Linked DNA regions of Homo sapiens: region 1 is linked to region 2. A link is a contact called in ENCODE Hi-C or POLR2A ChIA-PET data. All regions are on one chromosome and are shown on one strand. Each heading gives the region's core, a stretch centred on a gene start or an enhancer-like site at or near the end of the contact. The rest is flanking DNA. Distances are from core to core; before and after follow the strand shown. Region 1 overlaps LRMDA (leucine rich melanocyte differentiation associated). Region 2 overlaps LRMDA (leucine rich melanocyte differentiation associated).

Region 1 (2,700 bases), core at 69-2,568, 60 kb after region 2:
GCTGCTGTATCTGTGATGCAGGCTTTCCCCTCACAGCTGTCACAATAATTTGGGAAACGATATTCATAACCTCCAATAGAAAAATAATTTGAAAATGTGCCTTCTGGTGAGATCCATCAAGTTTAAGGCCATATTTTTGGTTAAAAGGGAGACACTGATGCTATTCATTAAACTGAAAAATGGCTTGTTTTCCACTAATATTGAAATAAACTCTGGATGAATGTTAAGTCATGCTGGCATGCACTCTTATTGAAAGCAAAAGGAAAACACAGATATATTTAATTTGGACATGTAAAGTCAACAGAGTTTTAGGTCTTTCATGAGAAAGGGAATCAGGAAGATTGGCTGAAACAAATGTGAACAATTAGAAGTTCATTTGCCTCTTGCAAAGAGTGAGAGCATTTAAAGAGGGATTCAGTGTCTGAGAACTATAGACTCACTTGCATTTTTTTTTCAACCCCTGGTACCTATGAATAAAGAAATAAAGACTTGATCAACATGTAATTTATTTCCCTGCTGTTCTTAGAGATTCATTTGGGAAGCAGAACAAAAGCCAGTATTTGACTCTGTTTTTAAGTAACCCAAGAATGCACACGTATCCTATTCATGCCCACTTAACATAAATGCAGCAAAACTCAAGTTTATTTGGGTTATCACATTTATGCTAATGCTCTGTACTTTAATCGGATAGAAACTGACATAAAACAAAAGTTCCTTGCATATTATTCACACATTTAAATGAAATTTCCTGTGCTTTTAATTTTTTCTAATATGAAGAGTCAATTAAGAATCTAAGGCCATTAAGGCTGCACTTGCCTTGTTTAGGTTTCCATTTCACATTTATGACTTTCTATTTTTGTGAAAAAAGATCTGTAAATTTGAAAAATATGCACGTATCTCATTAAAAAAGTTTCCCAGCTCTAGCAACACTCAGCAAATCTCCAAAGAATGCAAGTTTAAAACATAAATATTTTAAGGCCCCATAAAATTGGCAGTAAATATTTTTCCCCCTTTAATACCATGTTCATTTCATTCCAATTTACTACCACGATTATATTTTCCAAAGCGGCTTTTAATACAATACACAATTATTTCATATGGGGTTGGGTAGGTCGCCTCATTAAGCCTGCAAAGATCAGGCCTCTTGTGATCCCCACAAATATACTTGCATTTACTCCTAATTAAAATGGCCCTCTTAAATTGTCTCAAGTTCATTAATATAAATAAGAAGCTAAGCAAAATAGCCACAGTTGAACAGTTAGCAGGGCAAGATGACCAGGTCCCCAAACCTCACACAGAGCAGACTGTGGTATGTATGCAGTGGTGCCCTGCCACCTGTTGGCTCTGCTTACACATAACAGGGTATTGATGTCCCTCATGGTGGTGCAGTAACCCTCTCTGACCCCTATCCCTAGTTCATCATCCCCAAGAGAAAAGAAGAGGCCTTTGAGAATCCCAGGCCTCCTGATTTCCCCCATCATTCATTTCCTTGGCTACATGTTTCTCCTGCTAATGCTAAAAATTTATGGCTGAGCACATTAAGGGCAGTGCGAGTCCTTCCCTACTTCTGGATTATATCAGAGTTTCCTGTCATAAGGAAATCCAAGATGTGTCCTCAGCTGATTGCATGTGACAGTGTCTGCTTATATCTCAGGAATCTGAGGCATGATGGATAAACTGTCAGTTTTGAAGGATGATATTTTCTCCATATTTCCATTATGAACTGGGCTGTCATCTCCTAATAAATTTCTTGCATTGGTATCAATTTATTTTTACAAGCAGAGGGTCTGATGTATTTGGGAAAGGCACTGACAGCAGATCTGGCCTAGCCTGACAGAGCTGGCTTCAACTCATTTTGGAAAAGTACTTTGGTTCCAAGGACAGAACTTGACCCGTAGCCCTCAAGATTAAAAAAAACCTCCGTGAGAGGAAAAGAGACACATGAGGCAAGTTCCTTCTTTTAAGCCAAAATAAATCAAGCCCTTAGGACTACCATGACATAATATCATTTTTAAGACAGTCCTACAAACCCAGTTGAGATATGCCACGTGTAGCCTTCTCGTCTGAGTTAGATGAGACCATCTAAATGTTGTTAGAGCATCACAATAATGCAGTGAATTGATGGATGAATTCGGATTATAATGAAGCTAGGGATCTCACAATTTTTGCTCCCAGAAGGGATCTCAGTAGTGCTCTTCTGCTTGACAAGTGAGAAGCAAAATTAATTCATATAATGCCTATTTAATTATGAAATATGGGCATGTCTCTGTCATGGCTACTGTGAAGGGCAGAAAAAGCTATACAACATGAGCTTTACCTCTCAAGAAACTTAAAGTCCAGTTGAAGAGATAAGATATTAAACAAAATTAGAGTGAAGTAAGAATAAATCATAGCTAACATCCATGAGCAGTGGCTAAGATGGTTGTTTCTTACCCTTATTTAACATTTACCTTTATTGGGAAGGGAGGCAGCATAACATTGTAATTGCCAAGACAGCAGCAACTGGAGGCAAACTGCCTGGATTTGTGTCCCAGCTCTGCCAAGGAGTAGTTACCCAAGAACTTAAGTGAGAGCTTTGTCAGGGGACTTAATTTCTCTGGTCCTCGGCTTCCTCATCTGTAAAACAGAACTAGGAGTTGTGACTCCTCGTGAAACTTTGTGAAGATTGAATAAATCAATACATGGAAAGTGTTTAACGCA
Region 2 (2,700 bases), core at 155-2,654:
GTCAAACTAGAGCAACAACTTTGTGGGATTTATGCCTGGGACCTGTCAAAGTAGAATTATCATAGCAAACCCTCTCTGCTATCAATCAGAGGGGTATTGGGGATGGCAAGGGCAGGCATTTTTCAAATTTCTTTACTGTGCATATTTAGTCTTGTGCCTGGGGGAGGAAGAGCTCCTTTGAACAGTTCTTGTAGATTTCTTTTCCATCAGATGGCAGCTCACAAAACTACTTAATCTTCCCCAAAGGGCTTCTCTCATTGGCCTGCTGAGAAAAACAGCCAAGGAAGAGAGAGTGGGGGAAGACAGGGACAATCCAACAGCAAATCCTAGAAAATAACGCATTGCTTTCAGAGGACGTATGGTCTAAGTCTGGTCACACTGATATCATGACTTAGAAAAGCACACTGTCCATTGAAGGTTATCTCCCGTCGCTTCTTTTTTTTTTTTTTTTTTTTTTTTTTTTTTTTTTTTTGAGACGGAGTCTCGCTCTGTCACCCAGGCCGGACTGCGGACTGCAGTGGCGCAATCTCGGCTCACTGCAAGCTCCGCTTCCCGGGTTCACGCCATTCTCCTGCCTCAGCCTCCCGAGTAGCTGGGACTACAGGCGCCCGCCACCGCGCCCGGCTAATTTTTTGTATTTTTAGTAGAGACGGGGTTTCACCTTGTTAGCCAGGATGGTCTCGATCTCCTGACCTCATGATCCACCCGCCTCGGCCTCCCAAAGTGCTGGGATTACAGGCGTGAGCCACCGCGCCCGGCCCTCCCGTCGCTTCTAAGTATCATGTGGACATTTAGCAACAGCACAAAGCTGACAGTGCTATCATAGCGGTGTGAGTATTCTTCTGTCCTCCAGAGCCATTTCCCACATTTGTCAAGACAAAGGTTGAAGGGGACCGGACAAGGGAAATGGGTCACCCATTCATTCCCATCTGTCAGAGGTTTGCTTTGTCATGATAACATTCAAGGAGCATGTTTATCTATCCCGCTACTGGAGGTTAAGGCAAGGGTAACAAGAAGAGAAGAAACCCTGTTTGAAAAGTTTACAAATCCTGCCGTGAGGGCTGTAAACAGAGTCCAGCCGGTGGTGGAGCGTGTTAAATACTGCCACATTGATAGGGACCTGGTTCCCCGGCACTAGAAATCCACTCATGTAAACAGAGGAACTGTTGCTGTGAATCGGGTCTGTTTTGACTTAAAGTCTAAGAAACACATTGCCTTCAAAGTGAATTCTTAGGTGTCACTTCCCATAAGTTATGGCAGAAGATTACAAAGCTACTGATATAACATATTAGTTTGATGGACAGAATTATACCCCCAACGCTTCCTGCTCTCCCCAATGACGCACACTAACTTAGTGTACTGTGACAGCTGCCTTGATTTACCACCAGTCCGGGAGGCCAACCGGGAGAAGGAACGTTCACATGGACGCAGGGCCTGAGACTGGCCTGGAGCCTAGTTTATAAAGCTGCCCTGTAATTCACCACAAATGTGTCACCATTAAAAGAGGAAAAAAGGATTGCAGATAATAAATACTCTTTAATTTATTAGCTAACAACAAAGAGATCAGAGCCAGTTGTGATGTGATTGTTTGACATAATATTGTCAAGGAAAAAAAAGCTAAGTTGACCAGAGAGGTAAATTACACATTCAAGCAGATGCATCAACTCTTGGCTTGTCATAAGCCCAGCTAAACAAAACACCACACAGAGGGGAGGACTGGCCAAGAGCAGAGCCATTTATCTCTGAAAGAGACATATTCAAGAGCAAGTGAAATAAGACATAGTTCTTTTGGACTTGGTCAGAGGCCAGGTTTTAACTGTTATAAATTAAATGTTTTGTGTATAGGATTTGGCAATTCTAGTTGCCTTTGTCATGGTAGGGAGATGTTAGGTTTTTCTGCCTGTCTTAAACTCATGGTTTGGTCAGCTGGGGTGTGTGTCCTACTGCTAGATATTGGAGGATCACTACCTTTTGGTAATTAGCAGATATTGGGAAGGTTTCTGTATGTGGCTTGTGATAAAATCAGTGGCTTTAGAAAAACTTGTAATCGCCTTCGTTTTCTGCAATTCTTCCTCTACAGTTGTTGAGCAATACTCACACAGGTCACCAGGCAGGAATTCATATTGATATTAGACTCGTGGAACCTGAGGATTGGAAGAAACATTTCATCCCGCATCCCACCCAGGACATGCAGACAGTTGTGTATGAGCGGGGCAACTTCCAGGGAGGCCAGGCATCTGCCGTGTGTTATTGTAACATAGCTCAGAGTCAACCAGTGCTTTCTGGGCTTTTATTTTTATATAAGCGACTGCCCAGCAAAACTCTCCCATCCCTTGCTTGGGAAATTGAGTTTTCAGATCTAAGTGGGTACTTTTGCTTTGTTTTGCATATTATGGGTCTTTGGGTTTAGCCTATTGTTAGAACAGATTTCTGGGTTTTATTCAACAGTCTGGAGGCAAGGATAGAGTCCTGTGGGTAGGTTTAAGGACATTGATTCATGGATCAACATTTTTTTGATGTAGTTAATTGATCTGCTATGAATTGCATCTCATTTATTTTATTTGTTGCAAAGCAATATCATGGGGGATTTTTGTTAGATGTCTTATTGAAATCAATTTATAATGTTTATGGTCTCACTGATCTACCAGCTGAATAACTGTTTCTAAAAGACAGAGCTAGAAGGCAGGGAGGGAGAGAGAG

Evidence for each region. A loop is a pair of places that touch in the nucleus more often than their neighbours do. ChIA-PET counts read pairs that join two places held with the same protein, here RNA polymerase II (POLR2A). Pooled maps may share reads with other maps.
Region 1: a loop to region 2 is called in a pooled map, with 2.1 times the contacts of the local background. The contact joins two enhancer-like sites. A Hi-C loop is called at or near these places in 1 of 168 maps with a recorded cell type or tissue (prostate gland) and 1 of 50 pooled maps. POLR2A ChIA-PET finds 5 or more read pairs at or near these places in 2 of 52 experiments (AG04450 and HEK293T).

Annotation. Positions count from the first base shown.
Region 1 is chr10:76,310,584-76,313,283 of GRCh38, forward strand. All of the region lies in intron 5 of LRMDA (leucine rich melanocyte differentiation associated), which reads left to right. The region is part of intron 2 of LOC112268057 (a long non-coding RNA gene); the gene reads right to left. Among named protein-coding and RNA genes, the nearest start is that of KCNMA1-AS1, 580 kb to the right of the region's middle. Within about 2 kb of position 1,319, at least 4 of the 41 ENCODE cell types and tissues checked have a DNase peak (open chromatin) inside an H3K27ac peak, as active enhancers do.
Region 2 is chr10:76,250,792-76,253,491 of GRCh38, forward strand. The region is part of intron 5 of LRMDA (leucine rich melanocyte differentiation associated); the gene reads left to right. Among named protein-coding and RNA genes, the nearest start is that of KCNMA1-AS1, 640 kb to the right of the region's middle. RefSeq lists a silencer at 1,180-1,474. Within about 2 kb of position 1,405, at least 6 of the 41 ENCODE cell types and tissues checked have a DNase peak (open chromatin) inside an H3K27ac peak, as active enhancers do.